Linked DNA regions of Homo sapiens: region 2 is linked to region 1. A link is a loop called in an ENCODE intact Hi-C map of the cell type or tissue named here. Cell type or tissue: dorsolateral prefrontal cortex. All regions are shown on one strand. Links, peaks and the distances in the headings refer to the core of each region. The heading gives the core; the rest is flanking DNA.

What was found. Peaks named below come from ENCODE experiments on the same cell type or tissue, not always from the same donor. Only the 100,000 strongest peaks of a DNase experiment are listed, where the experiment ranks them.
Region 2: it touches region 1 in a loop (2.4-fold over the local background); 56 of 110 quality-filtered maps call a loop at or near these places.

The regions. Positions count from the first base shown.
Region 1 is chr13:36,728,824-36,741,025 of GRCh38, reverse strand. All of the region lies in intron 3 of LOC102723490 (a long non-coding RNA gene), which reads left to right. LOC124903156 (a long non-coding RNA gene) reads left to right here and starts at 10,903. Exons shown (of 2, transcript XR_007063758.1): 1 at 10,903-11,741. It also overlaps the pseudogene GAPDHP34. In dorsolateral prefrontal cortex, for the core only: CTCF peaks have their summits at 4,512 and 4,712 (motif pointing right); a DNase peak (open chromatin) is centred at 4,715.
Region 2 is chr13:36,424,372-36,436,573 of GRCh38, reverse strand. It overlaps CCNA1 (cyclin A1), which reads right to left and starts at 4,079. Exons shown (of 9, transcript NM_001413923.1): 1 at 3,845-4,079; 2 at 3,353-3,541. The coding sequence starts at 3,517. RefSeq lists silencers at 4,186-4,345, 4,376-4,425, 4,706-4,775. In dorsolateral prefrontal cortex, for the core only: no CTCF peak of the experiment used is centred there; DNase peaks (open chromatin) are centred at 3,502, 4,333 and 5,936; H3K4me3 peaks cover 3,270 bases; H3K27ac peaks cover 607 bases; H3K27me3 peaks cover 2,555 bases.

The DNA of each region.
Region 1 (12,202 bases), core at 1,412-9,411:
ATGGGAGTTTCTCAGTGTATTGGGGGGTGGAGGCAAGGCAAAGACTTCCCAGTGATGGAATCTCTCTCTCTTTGTACCTCAAGGCTATTGGACTTGTTTCAATAGCCTTGAAACAAGGCTATCTTACTCCTCGGGAGACCTGATTACTATAATCAAATTCATACTAAAAAGCTTAACAAAGTGGTCATTGAGGGTGAAGCCAGGCCCTGCATCCACAGCGTTACACTATTAGAGTCATGGGAGACAATCTAGTCTTCAATGTTGCTCAGGAGGCTCTTCGGAAGCCCCCATCACCTGCTTCACCACATTCTTGATGTCATTGTACTTGGCAATGTTCTCAAGGTGGCAAGTCAGATTCATGACAGTCTTGGCCGTGCCAGTGATGGTGAGGATGCTGCTCTGGGCAGCACGATGACCACTGCACCATGGTTTGCCAGAAGGACCATCCACAGTCTGTGAGTGGCACTGATGGCATTGTTTATAACAGTGAGGTCCTCCCTGCTGGGAGAGTTCCATGGATGTTCTTGGGGAGGAGGGCTGCACAGTTGGTGGTTCAGGTGTTGTTGCTGATAGTCTTGAGGGAATGCTTATGTTTCTCATGGTTCACTCTCCTTGCACACATGGGGGAATCAGCAGAAGAAGCAGCGATGAGGACTTTTGTGACTTCACCTTTAAGTGAACCCCAATCTTCTTGAAGATAGTGATGACACCAGGGGCCCCCATACCAACATCACCCCATTGGAGGTTGGTGGGACCTGTTTCCTGGAAGATAGAAATGGGCTTCCCACTGATGATGAGCGTCCCATTCCTATCCTTAAAGATTCCATTGAACTTGACATAGTGGAATCAACTTGGAACATGAGGACCATGTAGTTGAAAACAATGAAGGGATCATTGGTGGCAATAATGTTCATTTTGCCAGTGTTGAAAGGAGCCCTGTAACCAGACACCTAATACTGCCAAATCTATTGACTTCAACCTTTACAATGGTGTTACATGAATGCGGCTGGCACTGCACAAAAAGCTGCAACTGTCTGTCCAGTGGAGAGTAGCAGAAAGTGCAGTGGGGAGTTATTGTCCCAATTTATAGAAAGGGGTTGAGGCCTAAGAGACATTTTACATTTAGTATACATAGGACACAACTAATATATTCTGTGAAATTATTCATGAGAGTGACATCCCTGGCATGTAATGGATGAGAAGGAAACTTGCCTAGAAGGGCAGGAGTGGGGTTGGGCTTGTGGCTGAAGCATGGGAGTATAATGTTATCACCTGGGAAGACTGGTATGGTCAAGGGCCTATCCTTGACTTTAGGATAGGCCTGTGGAAACCCTGAGAGCACCAGCCAGAACCAGGTCACCATCCAACCCTTCTGTCCTACAACCCTTCCTTCTTCCTGGTCCCATTACTCCCCAAAGCTGCCCACCCCCAACCGAAATGCCCTGACTTAAATTCAAGGGGCTTTCTTTGCTGCATCCCTCCTGCGCTTTATACCTTGGGAATATAGCTGTCGGCCTTGATCCTCCCTGGTCATCGCCTGGTTGAGAACAAACATGTCTCAATAGCAACCTAATTATTATGTAGGTAAGTCAAGAGATACTTTTGAGAATTTAAAGGGGTATAAATGATGGAGGTGGTAGTTTCCTCCATGGCCTTTCTCACAAACTAGAGATAATGAGGTTCTATAGATTACACTTCCTCATGTATTTGACGAGGAAGTAAAGACTTGCTAATGTCTAGCATTTACCGTTATCGCTTTGAATTCACACACTATCCTTTTGCTTTAAGTTTAAAACACTCTGTATGACATTTTCTCAGTTTTGAAACCAGACTCTTAACTCTCAAGGAATTTTGTTAGGTTGCAATAAGATTTGTACTTTGCATTCTAAGTTGAATGAGAAGTGGTGCAGAAAGAGAACATGTTCACATCCAGTCATTTAAAAAATTAATCTTGGGCATAATCCTTCTAAACAAGCATCCCAGTACAACACTTAAATGCTATCCAAACCTTAGATAAAACAAAATATGATTTTGATCAGTCATAATGAATTAGTAAAATGTCAGTCTGTGTTATTTTCAAATGAGATAGGAAATGCATAATGGCTGGTAAATTGCCTTTCATTAGAAAACCACAGAATAAAACTGTAAGCTTTTTCTAAGTATTTATTTCTGAATTTACATAGTTTTGATATATTTACCAACCATGCTTATGCTTCCTGAGTTATTAAATAGATAAGCTGCTTTACAGAATGAACCAAACTATAAACCAATTAAACTTTACTAAGGGGCAAAATTCCCTGCATTTTTCTATGTTTTTGAGTTTCATGGCTGTGTGACTATCCCACTCTCCCCATCCTATCAACCTTCATTTATTGAAGATTTTGCCATCTAATTCACAGAAGGCCTGGCTTCCAGAACTCCTGCCATAATTATAGATAGTATTAATATTCTGGTGAAGAATCCATCCAGACTTTAACTTGGTCTCCTTAACGTTTCACTTTTACTTCTATTCTACATGAGCTATCCATCCTCAACTTCATTCTCACCAAGAACAACTTCATTTCTGAAGTTGCAAAGGTCAATATGAAAATAACCTGTGACCACAGCCTTTTGGTTCTCCAGCTTTTACCCACCATGCCCAGCGAGTCCTTTGGTTCCCAAGCTCCCATTCCCCTCATTGCTTCGCTTCCTTCTATTCCATCCCTGGCTAGAAACGAGGGAGCATCTCTCAAACTGTTCTCCTGCCTGGGCCTTCATTTCTGCCAGTGGTATCACCCTGCTGTGTTCTGACCATGGTTAATGTAAAACTGGCCTTTTCTGTCCCTTGAAGCAGGTACTGAATGTTGTTGGAGGAAATCACAGGTCGTTGTCACCACATACTTTTGGTCTCCAATCTCAGTGAAATGCTCAAAGCTATCCTTTGGCGATTCTCCAGGGAACAGCCTCTTGCTTTCTTCCCAGGGATTCTTCCCTCTTCCTTAAGCCCCAACCTCCCTGATGACATTTCCTTTCTCTCGGCAGATGACACTGCCTCATGCTTCATTCACAGTGAAAGGCAGACGCTTTCAGGCACAAATATCACCACTTCTATTCCTCAGGGTTCCTGCTTTTCCCGTGAGGCCACTTGGTGGACACATATACTGAGATCTCAGCTAGACAGAAGGGATTTGTATTTAACTGAGGCAGAGTCAGGGTCATTATATCAGGATGTCGGAAAACATCTTTTTGCAGCTACCTTTGTTCTGTTTCATAGCAACTAGCTTTCCAGCTCACAGATAATGAAAATCAGGACTGGGTAAGAGAGTGGGTTATTTACTCCACGGGTATTTGTTGAGCACACATTATGGAAATAGCCCTTAGGCCCCATGGACCCAATGATATCAACAGTGTCTCATTCACGTTTCATAGATGCTAACTGAATGAGTGAATTAGATAAATGAATGAACAAATGTGGTAAACAATCCCTGAAGTGAAGTAATGAATGAAAAATTAAGTGCAAGTTGAGTATCCCTTATCTAAAATGCTTGTGACTGTGTTTCAGATTTCAGTATTTTCAGATTTTGAGTATTTGCATATACGTAATATCTTGGAGATCGGACTTAAATCTAAACACAAAATTTATTTACATTTCATATACACCTTATATGCATAGCCTGAAGGTAATTTTATATGATATGTTTAATATTTTGTGCATAAAACAAAGCTTGTGCTAAGTACTTATGTGTGGAACTTTCTGCTTGTGGTGTCAAGTCAGTGCCCAAGAACATTCAGATTTTGGAGCGTTTCAGAATTTGGGTCTTCAGATTAGGCATGCACAACCCGTATAAGATGCGTAAGAAATTTTTCTGCTCAGAAGGAGCATATACTCTAATTTAGAAATACCTTAATATGACATTATATAATAAAGTTTTGAAATGTGTGGAATTAAAAATTAGAGACAAGATAATGTATAAGAAGGTGCTAATTATATAGTCCAGGCAGGGTAATTCAGGCAGAAAAGTTCTTTTTCCTTTTTTAATACAGGAGAGATCACATTATTCAGCTTTGCATTTTCTAGGTTCACAATATATCTCAGGAAAGAGAAAGAATAAATACTTCATGTTGCTAGAGAAAGGGGATGTTGGACCATGAAATTTAAGGCAATATAGAAAGAAAAAGGGAATTTCTTCTAGAGAGCACGGCTAAAGGAAGACCATAAAAAAGGCAATGTGAAAATTGTGGGCAGTGAAAATTGTATCTGGGGAATGACAAGATCAGTTTACCTTGTCCATCAAATTTGATAGATAGAACGTGTGTGTGTGTGTGTGTGTGTGTGTGTGTGTGTGTGTTACAGAAATTCCAACTTAGGGACTAGTTTGTTAGAAATTTAGTAATACTATTGGGACCCACCTTAGAGCACAGTTATGATGGTGCACTCATATTGGAAGAAAAACACTTTTGCTTATGATTATATCCTGGGAGCTTGCAAGAATAAGTCATCTATTCTTGTTCAATAGTTAGTAAAGAGTTGATGTCCCTAATAATTACACAGAAAACTTGCAGAGCCTCTTTCGGATGCGAGCTGATGCCCTAAAAGCTTTGGGACATATAAATATTTACAAGAAAATCTCAGGGTGGGCAAATGAAGGCATGCATAAGCAGTTTGTAACACATAAAAACTCGATTTATAAATATTTCATGTTAATATGTGGTCACCACCAGGGGGCGAATTCCTTTCCACTTGCAAAAATAGCTGCCAGAGGAAAGGAAAACTGCTTCCACCAGAGCTGGTGGAGAACAAAAATCCCTTCTCTGCTTTACAGAGTCATAGAAGATAGTGAAGGTCTCCTCTTTTGCCAGGGGTAGGTTTATATAGGTTTCTAACATTAATTGCATTTCCCCCATAAAAATGTCATAAATAATGGTTAGGTTTGCAGGATGATTCCAAAAGCAAAAAATTAAAATATATTTTAATACTTTTAAAAAGCCACATATACACACATATATGAATGTATTTATATGAATATAGATAATTATGTATAACATAAAATTATTTATAATTTTATGGAAAATTTTATTTGCCTAAGTACAAACTTTCAGAACTCAACGCATTTATATGAGAATGCCTATTCTTTCAAGGCATTAAATAAATGCCAAATGAACAGCGGGTATGTAGTCACCCTTAAATATTTTCCTATCTTCTTAAATGTAGAATTACTTATTAAAGAAACAATAAAGAATTGCCAATACATTTCAAGATAACCTATTTTTTCCTTTTATGAAGGAATAAGTGTTTAGCTTTCTTTTTGCAGCTTGATAAAAAGAGACTAGCCTCCTCGCCTTCATCCCCATCCCCAAGCACTTGATCGCCATTGTCTGAGACTAAATTATAAATGTTCCAGCTAAAGTTAATAGTGAGCTGTGCTGTGCTTATCAAACAGCTTCAGGCTCTGCCAATACCCTCTGTACTACAAACACAAAGGGACATTCATTATATGTCAATTTTTTCAGCCTAATTTGCTCCCAAAGCTATCACAGGTAGAAATTACTGTTATTAGTATCATCTTCAAACAGGAAAGACAGACGGTATTAGCAAGGTCCTTTACCTGTTTTGTAGCAGTGCTTTGACATTACTGCTCAGTGTGACCAATGTCTGTGGCCCTCCCTTCCCATGGAGACCCTGCCCTTTGCAGATTTCAAAATCAGTCTGGTACCTCCCTCCACTTAGAGCCAGTTGGGTTATAAGCCACTAATGAGTATTTTGTTCCTTCTTAAGCAAACAGAAGAAACATAGTTCTCATCCATCTGCTATGGACTGAATTTTACCTCCCTAAATTCATATGTCAAAGCTCTAACCCCCAATGCATTTGGAGATGGGGGCTCTGGGTGATCTTTAGGTTTAGATGAGGTCATAAAAGTGGGCCTCCTGATGGATTATGTCCTCATGAGAAGAGGAAGAGGCCTCAGAGCTTGCTCTCTGCCATGTGAGGACACAGCAAGAAGTGTACCATCTGCCACCAGGCAGGTAGCCTTCACCAGAACCTGACCATGATGGCTCCAGGATCTCAGACTTCCAGCCTCCAGAACCGTGAGGACTAAGTGTCTGTTGTTAAGCCACCCAGTCTACGGCATTTGGTTAAGGCAGCTAAGACAATAATATCTGTAATATCTCAGATCAACTTTTTTCCTTCAGTATATGTTTAGTAGGAAGCATTAGACACATGAAACCCTATTCGTGTAAGGAGTACTACTTCACTATGAAGAGTGACTCATCATCCAATCTGGAGCTCTCAATTAGGCATGATAAAATTGGCTGCAGGCAGAACCTCCAATGGGTCAAGGGGCAGCCTGAAATTGTATCAGTGTTGTATAAAAGTGCATTTTTGCAGGGAGGCAACTAGAGCGTCCTCAAATTTTCTGGTTAGAGTCCCTATGAAGTTTAACAGCCACTTATCTAGATTTGTTTCTCCTCTGACTTTTTGTTTTTCTCATTGAGCTGACATCTGATAAAGAGTATCAACTCTAGGATTATAAACATTGGGGTTGAAAGCTTGATTTCTTTGCCACTTAATAGCTGTGTAATAAGGGCAAGTTTCTTTATTTCTTTCTTTATCACGCAGTTTCCTCACATGTTGTATTGGCTGTTCTTGCATTGCTATAAAGAAATACCTGGGCCGGGTGTGGTGGCTCACGCCTGTAATCCCAGCACTTTGGGAGGCCGAGGCAGGTGGATCACGAGGTCAGGAGATAGAGACCATCCTGGCTAACACGGTGAAACCCCGTCTCTATTAAAAATACAAAAAATTAGACGGGCATGGTGGTGGGCACCTGTAGTCCCAGCTACTCGGGAGGCTGAGGCAGGAGAATGGTGTGAACCCAGGAGGCGGAGCTTGCAGTGAGCCGAGATGGCGCCACTGCACTCCAGCCTGGGCGACAGAGCAAGACTCTGTCTCAGAAAAAAAAAAAAAAAAAAAAAGAAATATCCGAGACTGGGTAATTTATAAAGAAAAGAGGTTTAATTGGCTCACAGTTCACAGGCTGTACAGATAGTATAGAACTGCCATCTGCTTCTGATTAGGCCTCAGGGAGCTTGTACTCATGACAGAAGGTGAAGGGGGAGCAGGCACGTCACATGGTGAGAGCAGGAGCAAGAGAAAGGTAGGGGGAGGTGCCACACACCTTTAAGCAACCAGATCTCATGTGAACTCACTTATCACCAAGGGATGGCCTAAGCCACTCATCAGGGATCCACCCCCATGATCCAAACACTTCCCACCAGGCCCCACCTCCAACATGAGGGTCTACATTTCAACATGAGACTTGAGTGGGGACAAACATCCAAACTATATCACCTGTGAAATGGAGTGTTAACTAATTCCAACCTACAGGGCAGGTGGGATTTTCAATGAGCTATAACAGGGGTTCTAAAATTTGAGGGTGCATCAGAATCACCTAGAGGGCTTGTTAAACCCCACACTACTGGCTCCCACCCCCAGAATTTCTGACTCGGTGGAGGATGAAGCCTGAGGATTGGCATGTCCGACCAGTTCCATGGTGATGCTCAGTGAGTCCATGAGCAACGCTGCTGGTCTAAAGACCACACTTTCAGAACCACAACTTTCCTCCTGAAACACTCATGGAAACCTGGCCCTCGTGATTTATTTGTCTGTTTCTTTGCCTGATACCTGGATAAATCCTTCTGTTGCTCTGTGGTGCAACCCTTCATTTCAGTATCCAACATCTGAAGTTCCAGCTCAGACCTTCTGAGCCAGCAAGACTGCTGGGTTCAGTCTGACCTCACTGGTAAAGAACAGAGTGGGTTTTCAATGTCTAATAGAAATACACTGCATGGCACATGTAATTCTAAATTTTCTAGAGGCCACGTTAAAAAAAGACTAGTAAAATGAATTTTAGTTACATATTTTATTTAACCTAATATATCATCAATGATAGGATATTATCATATTAACATATTAACGATATGGACATTATTAATAAAATATTTTTCTTTTTTTGAACAGTCTTAGAAATCTGGTATGTTCTGGTATGTATTTTACCTTTCTAGCGCATCTTCATTCAGACTAGCCCCATTTCAGGTGATTAAGAGTCATATGTGGTTCGTGGCTACCAGGCTGGGTGGCACAGTCTTAGAGTATTTGTAAGTGGGAGAAAACTGCTGTGTATTCTCAGAGTAAAAAACTCCCCAGAGAGTACTGGGTTCTTTATGTTATAGACTCTTCTGTCACCAGAGTACCATAACCTCTCCAAAGGCCAGGTGTCCTTGCGTGAGAAAACTGAAGGCCTGGGCCTGGGATATTTTTATAGGAAGTTGCACATTTCACTAGGCAAAGAAAACATTCTTAGATTTCTCTTTTAATGCCCCTAAAATAGTCACATTTCCAAAATAAGGCTTTTCTGCTTTGAAATTGAACTCATAACATACCCACTGATTCTGATATTTCAGTTGGGTCCAGGAGTGGTGAATTCACTGCTTTTAATTCTTCCTGGGAGAAATTCTGGGAGACCATTTTGAATAGGCAAATTGCCACGTAGGTAAATTAGAGTCACTGTCTTCGAATTCAGCTTCCCCCAGACAGCAATAGCCAGTGCTTACCCCCAGGAAGTTAGAGCCTACCCACCCCAGAGAATTTTCACAGCAGATGTGGTTGAGTACTTCATAATGAAAATGCTCAGTCTAAATTTACGTTTTCTTCTTAGACAACACTGAGACTTATTTTTGCCATTTTTTCTCATTTCTGCGAAAGCAGTTCTTAACCCATAATATTACCTTTGTAAATATCTCAAACTGAAAATCATTTAAATTTTGTTTCTACGGAAAAGTGTTGGCGATTCATAAAAGAATAGTTGTATTTTCTAAGCTTTCCAGTATTACTGAAATCCATTTGGAAAATGTGACTATATTTTATAGACAGAATGTCAGATGTTTTAGATTTGCTGTGGAATTGCTAAAATTATGCCAGTAGTTGAGAATAAGTTGCCTCTAATTTTTTCTACCTGAACCTGTAACCACATCTAGGCATTTTTCAGGCACATAGTTTATCAGGGAAAAGTAATATTATTATCCTATTGAACCATATAAGACTACTGTTTTTGTAGGTCAAAAATTGTTGAATAGTGACAATTTCATGTATGTAATCATAACTAGAGAGGACAGCATTTTTCTTTTCTGTTCATTTTCCATGCCATTTAAAATTGAGTGGTAAGAAAAAAATGTAAAAGCTATGAATTTCAAATTTGCACTATTTCTAGTGGAAAAGAAATAGAGCAAAATGCTTTAGAGCTGTGATTCTCAATCTTGATGGTGCATTAAAATCACCTGTGCGACAAATACACTCTAAGGTGACCCCTAATGAGTCATGCCCAGTGGAATATGGAAAAGGCATTGAGATGTCACTCCCTTAGTTAGGTTACATTTTATGGTGAAGTTGACATGAATCACTTCTATGATTACATTGTGTTGTATAAGACTCCTTCTTAAGGGAACTGTGGGCAGCTTCCAGGAGTAAAGAGTGCTGATGGCCATGAAGGAAATGGAGAACTTAGTCCCTGAGGGAGCTTAAACAAAGATCGTTTCACTACGAAATCTCTGATGAGACCACAGCCCTGGCTGACAATTGAATCACAGCCTTGTGCAGAGGACTCTATTAGGCTGTGCTCAGATTCCTAGCCCACAAAAACTGTTGGATAGTAGATCTGCCATTATTTTAATCCATTAAGTCTGTGGTAATTCATTTTGCAGCAACAGATTACTGATACAGCTGGGGAGCTTTAGCAAATCGGGATATACGAGACCAATGGCATCAGAATCTCTGGGGCTAGGACCCAGGCATCATTGTTTATATAGTTCGTCAGTGATTCTGATTCACAGACAGAGCTAAGTACCACTGCTGGGGAGACAGACTGGTTTGAATTTTGGCTTTGTTCACCATTTCCCAGCTAGATGACCCTACACAAGTGACTGACAGTCATCTTTCGTTGCCTCTGTTTCCTCACTTGTAAATGTAGACAGTGATGTTACTTTCTGAGGCTCTGTGAGGACGAAATGAGATCACATTTCTTAAATATTCAGTAGGGTCTAGGATACAAGAAACCCTCAATAAAATGTAACTCATAGATGCTAAGAACAGCCCCCTTGTTAAATAATGTAATTGAACCCTCTATTAGTCAGCTTGGATTCCACACAAAATACCACAGGCAGGTGGCTTAAAAAAACAATAGGAATTTATTTCCTCACAGTCTTGGAGGCTCGAAGTCCAAGGTCAAGGTGCTGGCAGATGGGTTTCTGGTGAGTCTGGTCTTCCTGGCTTGCAGCTGGTGCTTTTTGCTGTGCTCTCACATGGTCTTTTCTCTGTGCCCACCCCTTGTGTCTCTTCCTCTTCTTGTAAGGACACCAGTCCTATAGGATCAGGGCCTCACTCTCATGACATCATTTAACCTTAATTGTCTCCCTAAAGGCCCTGTCTCCAAATATTGTACACTGGGAGTTAGGGATTTAACATATGAATTTTTGAGGGCCACAAAGAGATCCATACCCAACAAATAACATCAATATTTCAGGAGGACATTTTACAGCAATGGCACTGATGTTCCCATGAGGTACAGAACATCTTCTATAGCAGAAAACTATGATACCAGAAAGTGAATTCACTGAAAATAGGCCAAAGTTTCATAGGAAGTAGTGGAGAAAAGATTTTATTGGAATTTTATTCTGAAAAGTGAAGCTAAAACATGTAAAAATAAGTTGATTTCTATTTTTAAACACAATTGAATTAAAACTAGAACTATATGCTAATTTTTAGAATAATAAAGAAGGAATCTAGTGTTGATTTTTTAAGGTGTAAATATTCTAACAAAGTAGTATGATAGTAAATATAATTTTCTTCACTTCTAGTTTGACTTTGAAAGCACAATTATAATGAAGATCATTTTTGCAAAACTTATTCAGCTGTCTCCCAGGCCTTCCTAAGTTTTTGCATGTAAATGGCTAAGGATGTACCTCTTGTGCCACCACTTCTGGTCCATTTTCCACGGCTAACAGTACAACTCACCTCACCCTCATTTGTCAGAGTCTATGATTCTAGCAAAGTCCTCAACACATTTTCATGGACTTGATGAAATTCTGCATTTTTCCAGATATTTAAAATTTCAATTTGCAATGACTTGGCCTTGTATTTCCAGATATTTACAATATCTGATCATCTGCAAGAGGCTAATCTACAAACGTATAATGCAAGAAAGACTATTTGAATAGGGACTAATATTGTAAGTAGTAGGTTCATTAGTGAATTACTTCATGATTGTTTCCGTACCATGAAAGATGAGCTCTGACTGTTCTTTTTTTGATCTAACCCGAATAACCTAAACTTGAGGAAATTTGCTGCTGGGAGTGAGTGCAGGTGGGTCTAAGCTCTGTGCAAGGGAAAAGGTTTCTCTGAAGTGGTGTGGAGCCATGCTGTGTGAGGCTGGAAAGAAGAACTGCTCTCCAGGGGACATTGGTCTGAGAATCAAGAATGCAGGAGTTGGTGTGCCATATAGGGAACTCAGTTGAGAGTTTAATAGTGGAATGACTTTTCCTTAGGCAATGGGAACGTCAGGTTTGGTGAGTGTTAATAATTCCTTTCTTTCACACATTTTTGTTTATGTTAAATAAAGTTTCTGCATGGTCTACATTTGGGGAAGTGCAGTGTTTTAAAGAATGGACAGCTCTGCAAGACTGCAAAAGACACTCAAGAGAGGAATCAGTAGGTGAAAGCCATCCCCTGCCATCCCCAGGGAAAGTGGGAGGAAGCTGGATATCTCACTATCAATTTTATTTGAAGGGCAAGATAGCTGGCATCTGAGCTGCTGATTGACTGTACTTTTTAAATTAAAGATATTCTGGAATATTCTTCTTTAGAGACATTTTAGAATCCAAAAGACATTTTACCAAAAGCAGTAGAAGTGGTCCTGAAAAATTTTATGCAGATTAAAATCTTGTAAACCAAATCACAGACATCAATTTCATGCATGAGGATTGCAGTGTTATTTTATCTTAATGTTTTTCTGCTCTTTAATTATTTGCCTTTTATTTTCTTTTGCTGAATAAATCTTTTTAGCTAAGCGGCATCCAAACTATTTTAGTTATAAACAAACATTTTAATCTATCCAAAGTGATGTTATTTAAAATAACCCTTTCATAACCTTTTGGTAAAGCCAAGACATC
Region 2 (12,202 bases), core at 86-8,085, 300 kb after region 1:
CTCTTGCTACATAGATACTGTGTCCATAGGCTGGGACATATATTTAATAAACAAATATTTACTGAGTATCTACTATGTGCTAGAAGCTTTTCTCGTGCCCAGAATTTAGCAGTGAACAAAATGTTTAAAAAGAACTACCTTGATGGAGTTTATATTCTAGTCTGTGGAAGAAGACTGAAACAAACTAGAAAAGACACAGTAGGAGCAAACAGAGCAGAGTGAGACAGTCATATAGGCCATGAGGACAGAAAGAAAAAAGAGGCCAATCATGAAGCACTTACCATAGGCCAATTAAGGATTAGTTTTCATTACTATTATTTTGTTTTTGTTCACTTGCCAAGGCTGATCTAAGAATTGGCTTTTATTCAGAGACAGGAGCCACTGGAATTTTGGGCAAAGGAGTGGCATAATCTTTTCATTTCTTAAAAGGATGATTCTGGCTGTGCACAGGTGGAGAGTAAGTAAGCCAATCAATTACAAAACTTGAAAATTCTAAGTGAGACACAATAGGGATTTGAACCAGGGAAGTAATTGTAAACCATGAAGAGCAAAATAGTTCTAGACATTTAAAAAGTAGAGTTAATAATATTTTCTCATAAGATTAGATGTGGGGTGAGAGAAAAATAAGAATCGAGGAAGACAAAGGTTTGGAGGCTAAATAACAGAAAGGATGGCTACTCCATTTACTGAGACAAGGAAGACTTGGGAAGAGCAGTCTGGGAGTAGGGAAAAGGATGGGTGTTTCGTTTTATACGTTGCTTATTATATGACCTAAGTGGAGATGCCAAGTAGGCTCCTGAATATGTGAGCCTGCAATAAACCTCAGAGGCCCAGGCCAGAGATAGAAATATCAGTCATCACCAAATAGAGAGTGTTTAATGCTAGGAGACTAAGAGGCTACTAAGGGAGTGAGTGCAAGATTTAGATCAAAGACTAGGTCCTAGGGCACTCTAACTTGTACAGACTATATATATAAGTAACAATTAGAATATCAAACAGTGGCCAATGAGCTAGGTAGAAAACTTGGAGAGAGTGGTGTTCTACAAGCTGAATGAGAAGAAATTATTTCAAGGAAAAAATAATGATCAGCCATGTCAAATAATGCTGATCAGTCGAGGAAGGAAAAGACTATGAATTGAGTCCAAATAGAGCAGGAAAAGAACTAGAGACAGAGAACATTCATCCAACAAACAATGTGTGCCATCCTGGCCAGGCCCAGGTCTGTTCAAAGTAATGGACACACAACAGTGAACATGACAACCTAAATCAACACCTGGATGGAGCTTACATGTTAGTGGGAAAGGCAACATTATATATGTCAAGATACGACAAACTCTCAAGATATGTGGCTTTAAATGGGATAGCTTCTGTCCCATTACTTAAATTTCTTTAAGCACTTAAATTACTTTAATCGACATAATGCAAACAGCTCCTAGACCTATTTCCTTGATATTGGAAAACTAACAAAGAAAATTCGTCACCATTTCTAGCTGAAAAAGGGACCGGTCAAGGTGATTTTACAAAGTCAACTTCTTCCCTGTGGTCCAGATTCCAGGGTTGTAATACTCAGAGGGAGCGTTTAGTTGAAAGGTTTTTAAGATGGGAAAATGGCAATATATTTGTATGCTTACAGATTTGGCCCAGTAGAAAAGAAAAAACTCATGAGAGAAAGAAAAGTGGCTAGAGTAACATCCTTGAAGAAGCAAGAAGACACGAGTATATTGTACGCATGGCGCGGGGGGGGGGGCACCTCTCATGACAGCAGGGACATAGCAGTCACATAACAGGATGTAGATGGCAGATTATATGGCACACAGGGACATGTGGAGATTCTCTTCTGCTTGCTTCTATATTTTTAGGAAAATAAGATACAAAGTGATCAGCTGAGACTGGGCATGAAGGAGGAGGTTACTGAGGATTAAACAGAGAAGGGAAGGTACAAAATAGATTTCTAAGCAGGTTGTAGAGGATAGGTACAGGGAAATGCAGAAGTGGCACCAGGTAACATAAGAGGTTAGCAACTGGGAATTTAAAATGCGACCATTCAACACAGGCACAACTGACAATTCATAAGAACCAAGTCTCAGGCGTTAAGTTTTAAAAAGCAAACATTGCTAAGCAAATTAAAATTTGTTAAAACCACTTCCACTCAATTTTCTCCAAAGCTTTGAACAGAGCATGTGAAGAGTCAGTAGATGAGAGGCTTCTAATCTAGTTTCTACCATAGCTTTCTTTTGGCAGAGGCTTAAACCTTTCAGATTTTCTCACTTATGAAATAGGAAAGGTATAGTTTTCAGTCTGGTTAAGGTATCTATGATCAGTTAAGTTCACACAACTAATATCTGAGGGACCATTACCTGTTAGCATAGCTGCTTAGTCAGTACTGGGAAGATGTCTGCCTTCAAAGCACCCATTTTGGAGTAATCTAATCTAGCCTGATCTAATCCTGATTTTAACACTATCCGCAATGAACACAGCCAAGATTATCCAGGTTTGCTTTAGGCACAGCCTGCATCAATGTGAACACTGCTCTAACCTGGAGGAACCCCAGTTCCACAGTTTATTTGGAAGCATTCACATTTCCTTTTAGCCCAGCCCTTAAATTACTTTAATATACATAACCCAAACAGTTCCTAGACCTATTTCCTTGATAGTGGAAAAAATAACAAAGAAAACTAATCACTATTTCTAGCTGAAAACCGAACCCCTCAAGGTGATCTTAAGAAATCAACTGGCCTGCCACCGTGGCTGACGCCTGTAATCCCAACACTTTGGGAGGCCGAGGTGGGCGGGTCACCTGAGGTCAGGAGTTGGTGACCAGCCTGGCCAACATGGTGAAATCCCATCTCTACTAAAAACACAAAAATTAGCCGGGCGTGGTGGTGGGTGCCTGAAATCCCAGCTACTCGGGAGGCTGAGGCAGGAGAATCGCTTGAACCCGGGAGGTGGAGGTTGCAGTGAGCCGAGATCGCGTCACTGCACTCCAGCCTGGCGACAAGAGCGAAACTCCGTCTCAAAAAAAAAAAAAGAAGGAAAGGAAAGGAAAGAAAAAAAAAGGAAAGGAAGAAGGAAGAGAAACAAAGAAAAAGAAAGAAGGAAAGAAAGAGAAAGAAAAGAAAGAAAGAAAGAACGAAAGAAAGAAAGAAAGAAAGAAAGAAAGAAAGAAAGAAAGAAAGAAAGAAAGAAAGAAAGAAAGAAAGAAAATAAATCAATCAACTTTCCTGTAGTCCAGATTCCAGGGTTGTAATACTCAGGGGGAGTTGTAGGTACAAGGGCAAGAGAAAAGCACCTGGCACCAAAGCAGGAGAGCTGTTCTCCACAAGCATCATTCTCAATGCGTCTGAGTCATTACCTGGCCACAGGTCCTCCTGTACTGCCCATTTGCAGTTAGCAGCCCTAGCACTGTCCTCTGCGGGGGATCCTGGCCCAGCGGGGCTCTGGTGAGTATCTGACAAGCATCGGGACCTCGGGCCACTGTAGCCAGCACAACTCCACTCTTGGGGTTGCTGCAGTGCATTGCTTCAGACTCCACGGGCTGCTGCTACCAGGGAAAGAGAAACAGACAAGCTGTTTAGTCGATTCCGTCCACCCCGGGCTCCAAGGACACAGCGAACCTCTAGGAGGGAGAGCACCAAGCAATGGGACTAACACCAATTGCTGATCTTCCCAGTAATTATTGGGGCTGAAAGGGCAGGTGCGACCGCACAGGCGATCAAAGTTGCTCTGAATCAAAACAGTTATTTGAATCCCTGAGGGAGGCTTTTTATCCCAAGACTTCGTGTTGGGCTGGAAGGAGAGAAACATTCTGACAAGCCTCCAAGTCGGGATACTAAACCCACGTTACCTGGAAGACGAAATCTGGGAGCCCCGGTCCTTCCCAGCTGAGATACTCTTCTCCCCAGCCCCCAATAAAAGATCCAGGGTACATGATTGCGGGAAAGCCGGTCTCCATCCCAAGTGACGAGCAGGGTGCTGCGCTGCGGCCTCCTCCCACCAGACAGGAGGCCCCAAAACCTGCCTGGACCCCAAAGCGGGCCCCGCTCTTCCCGTCGTTATCTTTCTATGTGTCCGGAACAACTGGCAAGTGCACTGGAGGATCGCGGTTAAGAGGTGGCCGGCTGGGCGGGGCAGGGCGGGGCAGGGTTGGGCAGGGCCGGGCCGGGCCGGGCGGGGCAGGGCGGGGAAGGGCAGGGAAGGGCAGGGCACGGAAGGGCGGGGCGGGAAGGACCAAGTGTCGAGGGATTCCAGCCTGGGAGGCGGCCGGGCTTAGCGATGCGGCTGAGCTGCCCACCCGCGTCTGTTGAATCGGCCAATCAGCGGCGCCCCCGGACCTAGCGGGAGCGTTTCCATGCCGACCGCGGCAGGCGTGCGCTCTCCGGGGCCGCATCGCCATGGCGACCTGCTCACCTGACTCGCTCCGGGTGGACTCGCCGCGACCCCTGGGCGTTCAGGCCCCTGAGGGCCCAACGGGCGACGGCCCTCCAGCTCCAGCTGTGCGTCTCCGCCCGGGCGAGGTGGGGCTGACCGCGGCCGTCTGCACACGTCCCCTCTGGTCCGCGCCCCCGGCCTGGGAGGGCGGACTCGCCCACCCCACGATGGCCCCGGCTTTGGAAGGGACTGTTTCCGTGACCCGTTCTCCCAACAGCCGCTAACAACCCCCTCTAACGTCTCCTGCGCGGCCCGCTCCTGAGAACCCTGGCTCGGGAGAGCGACGCGGGGTCCTCGGGGCTGCGCAGGCTGCGGCGCCCTGCCCACGCTGGCCCGAGGGCGCGGCTCGCTCCGGGTCGGCTCACACACCTACGCTTCCTGCCGGGAGGCGGCTGGGACGCGGCGGGGCTGCCCCAAGTGCAGTCGCGGCAGTGTTGCGTCTCCATCGCGGGGGTCCTTGCGGGCCGCGCCTGCCCCGCCCGGCTCCCGGTGCATGTGGCCTGCGAGGCGGCAGAGGAGATGTGGGGATTTAGGGTCGCACGTCGTGCTCGAGGTCCCCACGAGAGGTCTTCCCCCGCGGGCTCCTGCGCAACTGCGTGAAGCCGGCCCGGGAAAGCCAAGATTGTGGCCCAGGAAGAGGAAGGAACGCGGGCGACAGAGCTGGGGCTTGGGACGTTGAGGGGGTCGGTGGCAGCTCTCCGGGCTGGGGGCCGGGCGGGCGGCCCGGCCGCGTGGGGAGAGGAGTCCCTGGGGTCCTTATACGGGGGGCTCCTGGAAACCCGGGGGCTCAGACGCCTGCATAGGTGACTGACAAGCCAGGTGAAATAATCGAACTTTATTTTTTTAAAAATAATATGTATATATGCACACACACATTACCAATGCTATAGTCTGTTACTACTTTTGCTTTTTTTAAAACATCCATCCCTAAATCTCTAAATCAGATCCAAAGTCTATTCAAATGGCCACTTTATGCAAGCAACGGTTATCACCGTTTTTCTAAGTGTGCGTTATTAACATTTTCACCAAGCAAACTGAGTGTGGACATTGCTTTAATGGGAAGATAGTAGTATTCTAACAAAAGCGCCGGTTGAAAGCCTTGCAGTTGAGGTAAATATTAAGAAGTTGGTAAGCATCTGGAGAATCAAGGCTGGATGAGGGAGGAACGCAGAAACGGATCTTGTTCAACATGAAACTCATTTCTATACGTTTGTCACAGACTTCTATTCCTTGAGAGACAGCAGTCCGCTTGCACCCCAGATTTCCTGTGCCTTTGAATATGAAGGAAACACGGGAATTCTGGTAACATCTAGATTGCCGCAACAGAGAGTCAGAGGCCAACGGGGACCAAATGCTCTGCTTCGAAAGGTGAATGAAAGGAGCATTTCTGTCCTCTTGCCTGACGCCACTATTGGATATCTTCCCGGGCGCCCTCCCCCACCTGCCAACAGTGTTGTTATTTCCTGGGTCGCTGAAGGACTCAGTGGCTAACTCCGTCTGGGACTCTACAGCAAGTCCTGCCAAGAGCCTGAGTCGCTTGGGAGCGGACAAGATTGGCTGCGCTCACGAGACCTGGTCCTTTGTACACCCCTTTTCATCTGATTTCCTTTGACAAAAATGACCGAAACCTCACGCCCTTTTCCTTTTCTCCAAAGTAGAGGCGCCGGCGCAGTGTTTGTTCGTGGAACCTGTCGTTTTGATCCACTTTTCTGGGATTGAAGCTGAAGCCAGTGTTGGAGTCGGGGCGTGCAGGGAGTGGGGAGCGCCCAACTCCTGCAGAGGCGGATCTGAGGCTGGTTTTTCTCAACTCAGATCTGGCCAGGACCAGATGACAAGGCTACAAAGGTGTCCAGTGACTTTCAGCCGTCTTTAGCCTTAAAAAAGCCTTAAGAAATAATAGTAACCAAATGAGACCTTCGGATAATTTAATACCCCTCCCCTTATCTGAATGGCTGCACCTTAATCCAGCCTTAATCTATATGAAATAGGATTATCATGAACATCTTTTTTCCTGTTCCATCCACTTTGCTAAACTTGGCAAAGGGAAGTGGTTAGTTTATGATTGTTTTATTGTGCTGTCTTAGAATTCTACATTGTCGTTACAAGCCTCTGGTCATATCTTAAACAGGAGAGTGAGTCCCATGAACTGATATCTATGTGTGCATGTAAATTCAGGTACGTGTATAACTTGTGCAATACTTATGGCTTTCTTGGCTTTAAAAAATATCTACACTGAGGCCGGGCACGGTGGCGTACGCCTGTAGTCCCAGCACTTTGGGAATCCGAGGCAGGCGAATCACGAGATCAAGAGATCGAGACCATTCTGGCCAACATGGTGAAACCCTGTCTCTGCTAAAAATACAAAATGTAGCTGGGCGTGGTGGCGCGCGCCTGTAGTTCCAGCTACTCAGGAGGCTGAGGCAGGGGAGTAGCTTGAACCCGGGAGGCAGAGGTTGCAGTGAGCCCAGATCATGCCACTGCACTCCAGCCTGGTGACAGAGCAAGACTCCATATCAAAAAAAAAAAAAAAGTCTTCACTGAATATTGTGTTCCAACGAGTAATGATTTATGACATAAAAACAAATTTAACTGAATAGGTGTTCCATTTTTACTTTAAAAATCTAAACTAAAAACTTGGCCTTAGAATTAAGAACAAAAGGAGCAGAGAGAGTAGAAAGGACTTTCTCACAAATTGCACAGTTTTAGTGGAATGCATAATTATAATGTTGCATTTAGCAACATTATAATCTAATCTTGATTTTGCTATGCAAATCAGGATTAGATTTGCATAGCAAAATAGGATTAGAACTCAAACATAAGTAGATTTTAATTTTTCCCATCTTTAAATAAACTATATATTTGGTAATATATTGAGAATTAAACAATATAATTGTAAATACAACTTTCTTTAATATCTAAAATATTTGGCATAACTTAAATACTAATATAACCCCTTTTTTTTTAACTTAAAAAGTTCATTGGTCGGCACTTCCAACCTGGCAGTGAATGCTCAACTAGCTTTAACTCTAGGATTAATTTTCAAAATAAGGATGACAGCTGAATTCTTTACTAGGAATTTTGTTGTTGTTGTTGTTGAGACGGAGTCTCGCTCTCACCCAGGCTGGAGTGCAGTGGTGTGATCTCGGCTCACTGCAAGCTCCGCCTTCCAGGTTCACGCCGTTCTCCTGCCTCAGCCTCCCAAGTAGCTGGGACTACAGGCGTCCGCCACCAGGCCCGACTAATTTTTTTTTTGTATTTTTAGTAGAAACGGGGTTTCACCATGTTACACAGGATGGTCTCGATCTCCTGACCTCGTGATCTGCCTGCCTCGGCCTCTCAAAGTGCTGGGATTACAGGCGTCAGCCACCGTGCCCGGCCCTTTACTAGGAATTTTTAAAACCCAAAAGTCCTATTAAAATCAATTCCCTTGTCCAAATTACAATTCAGACAGTCCTTTCAGTTTGTCAGCAATTACCCGGTATTTCAGAGGCAGTTTTTCTATTGCATTTGTTCATCCTAGCTAGTAATTAACCTCCTGTTGAAACATTTCAGTTTTTATTAATTAGTATGAAATCAGGTTGTTTTTCAGGATGAGGCTGAAAGAAAGATTTAAAAAAAAACCCGCCAAGTTTATTTAGGGACAGAGGTCCATTTAGGGACATATGTTGCCTCTTCATAACATGCCTCTGTCATTCTCAGGTATACATTTAACTAAGAACATAGTTTGAACAGTAAAATGAGAGATATATGTTGGAAAGAAACAAGGAACCAGCTGCAATTTGTGACATTTTAGCACTTAGCTCCAGGGAAGATGACTAACGGATTGAGCAAGTCCAGCTTGAAAAGCAGCCAAAACTGTACACACCTTAAGAAGCATATTTCATCAGGTAGTGAAACGTGGATCCCTTAGTACATAATGGGTGAAGTAAGTTTTCATTAAGACTTGTAAGAAGTCACCTTCTCCAAGTGAAAATGGTATGAATACATACATGAGATTAGACAAAGTCTACTGTTCATTCATTCATTTGGCAAAGTTTTTTGAGCATCCATTGTATGCCAGGCAGTAGCTGGGTATGAGTACGATAATAAAAAATGATCCCTGCCCTCAAGGAGCTGTTCCTCCAGGCAAGGAAAAATAACAGATAGTCATGGTGCAGCATAATTAGTGTTTATTTTACCATAAGGAATACAGATGTATAAAGGGGGAGCAGTTGGAGCTTAAGAGAAAAGAAACAAGGTATGTTGCTGGGAAGACTTGGAGGCAGTATCCAGATGATTAAGGTCTTAAAGACAGAGTGAGGGCCTGGCACGGTGGCTCACGCCTGTAATCCCAACACTTTGGGAAGCTGAGGCAGGCAGATCAATTGAGGTCAGGAGTTCGAGACCAGCCTGGCCAACATGGTGAAACCCTGTCCCTACTAAAAATACAAAAATTAGCCATGTGTGGTGGTGAGCACCTGTAATCCCAGCTACATGGGATCCTGAGACAGGAGAATTGCTTGAACCCAGGAGGCAGCGGTTGCAGTGAGCCGAGATCGTGCCACTGCACGCCAGCCTGGGTGACAGAGCAAGATTCCGTCTCAACAACAACAACAAAAAAAGACAGGGCAGGAAGTAAAGTCTACATATATCCTAGAAACGGGGCACCCAAAGAACGGCAATTTTCAGCGGTGCTTACCCAGCACCTTCCAAGGGAAAGCTCTAAATTGTGATGTCCAAAAATACCCCTCACGACTGTCTCTACTGGCTCAGGTACAGACTCCATGAGCAATTAACTCATCAAGAAGCCAACCTCCCAGGAACCTGGTGAGAGGAAGAAGTTTCTGCTGACTTTACTTACCATGAGTTAGTCCCTAATCATGTGCACAACTAGAGATGTATTATTAAAAATCAATTTCCCATGATGCACAGTTGAGGCCTTTCCCAGATTCTGCACCAAGGAAAAAATAATTTCAGTGGGACAATACAGCCATTTTCCATTACAAATAATTGGGAAAGTTATTTTTAATTTCTGTGGATACATAATAGGTGTATATATTTATGGAGTACATGAGATGTCTTGATACAGGCATGCAATGCATACTAATCACATCATGGGAAATGGGGCATCCTTCCCTCAATCATTTATTCTTTGTGTTACAAACAATCCAATTGTACTCTTTTTGTGATTTTAAAATGTACAATGAAATTATTGACTACAGTGTCCATGTTGTGCTATCAAACGGTGGGTATTATTCATCTTTTCTATTTTTTTGTACCCATGGCCACTTCCCCAAGCCCCCAATTATCTTTCTCAGCCTCTGGTAACTATCCTTCTACTCTGTATGTCAATGAGTTCAATTGTTTTGATTATTAGATCCCAAAAATAAGTGAGAACATGAGATGTTTGTTTTTCTTTGCCTGGTTTATTTCACTCACCATAATGATCTCCAGTTCCATCCATCCTGTTGCAAATGACAGGATCTCATTCTTTTTTATAGCTGAATAGTATTCCATTGTGTATATGTACCACATTTTCTTTACCCATTCACCTGTTCATAGACACTTAGGTTGCTTCCAAATCTTGACTATCCTGAACAGTGCTGCAACAAACATGGGAATGCAGATAGCTCTTCAATGTATTGATTTCCTTTCTTTTGGGTATATACCCAGCAGTGGGATTGCTGCATCCTGTGGTAGCTCAATTTTTAGTTTTTTGAGGAACCTCCAAACTGTTCTTCAGAGTATTTGTACTAATTTACATTCCCACCAACAGTGTACAAGGGTTCCCTTTTCTCCACATCCTCCCAACATTTGTTATTGCCTGTCTTTTGGATATAAGCCATTTTAACTGGGGTGAGATGGTATTTCATTGTAGTTTTGATTTGCATTTCTCTGATGATCAATGAGGTTGAGCACCTTTTCATATGCCTGTTTGCCATTTGTATATCTTCATTTGAGAAATGTCTAAGCAGATCTATTGCCCATTTTTTGATCCGATTATCCAATTTTTTCCCTTGGAGTTGTTTGAGCTCCTTATATATTCTGGTTAGTAATCTGTTGTCAGATGAGTAGTTTGCAAATATTTTCTCCCATTCTGTGAGTTGTCTCTTCACTTTGTTGATTGTATCCTTTGCTGTGCAGGTGCTTTTTTATACTTGATCTTAGCCAAAAGCCCAAGAAGCAGTGTGCAGGAGCTTTTTAAACTTGATGTGATGCAATTTGTCCATGTTTACTTTGGTTGTCTGTTCCTGTGGGGTATTTATTGCTCAAGAAATATTTGCCCCAACCTATGTCCTGGAGATTTTCCCTAATGTTTTCTTGCAGTAGTTTCATAGTTTGAGAGGTCTTATATTTAAGTCTTTAATTCATTTTTATTTGATTTTTGTATCTGGCCAGGGACAGGGGTCTAGTTTCATTCTTCTGCATGGGGATATACAGTTTTCCCAGTACCAGTTATTGAAGAGACTGTTTTTTCCCTAGTATATGTTCTTGGCATCCTTGTCGAAAATGAGTCCACTGTAGGTGTATGGATCTGTTTCCAGGTTCTCTATTCTGTTACATTGGTCTATGTGTCTGTGTTTATGCCAGTACCATGCTGTTTTGGTTACTGTAGCTCTGTAGTATAATTTGAAATCAGGTAATGTGATTCCTCTAGTTTTATTCTTTTTGCTTAGGAAAACTTTGGCTATTGTGGGTCTTTGGGGGTTCCATATACATTTGGGGATTGTTTTTTCTGTTTATGTGAAGAATGTCATTAGTATTTTGATAGGGATTGCACTGAATCTGTAGATTGCTTTGGGTAGTATGGACAGTTGAACAATACTGATTCTTCCAATCCAACAACAAAGAATATTTTCCCATTTCTTCCATAAGTGTTTTCTAATTTTCATTATAGGTATCTTTCACATCTTTGGTTAATTCCTAGGTATTTAATTTTATGTGTGGTTCTTGTAAATGAGATTATGTTTTTATTACTTTTTCAGATTGTTCACTGTTGTCATATAGAAATGCTATTGATTTTTATATGTTGATTTTGTATCCTGCAACTTTACTGAATTTATCAGTTCTAATAGTTTTTTGGTGCAATCTTTAGGTTTTTTCCAAATATAAGATCATATCATCTGCAAACAAGAATAATTTGACTTCTTCCATTCCAATCTGGATACCCTTTATTTATTTTTCTTGTCTGATTGCTCTAACCATACTTCCCACACTATGTGGAATAACAGTGGTGAAATTGGGCATCCTTGTTGTGTTCCAGATCTTCGAGGAAAGGCTTTCGGCGTTTCCCCTATTCAGTATGATACTAGCTGTGGGTCTGTCATATATGGCTTTTATTATGTTGTGGTATATTCCTTGTATCCCCAGTTTTTTTAGGGTTTTTAATCATGAAGGGATGTTGAATTTTATCAAATGCTTTTTCAACATCAATAAAAAACCATATGAAATGATCATATGGTTTTTATCCTTTATTCTGTTGATATGATGTATTATAATGATTGACTTGTGTATGTTGAACCATCCCCGCATGCCAGAGACAAATCCCACTTGGTCACGATGAATGATCTTTCTAATATATTGTTGAATTAGGTTTGCTAGTATTTTGCTGAGGATAAAATTTTGCATCAATATTCATCAGAGATATTGGCCTATGGTTTCCTCTTTTTTTTTTTTTTTTTTTTGAGATGGGGTTTCACTCTTGTTGCCCAGGCTGGAGTGCAATGGCACAGTCTCAGCTCACTGCAGCCTCCACCTCCCAGGTACAAGTGATTCTCCTGCCTCAGCCTCCTGA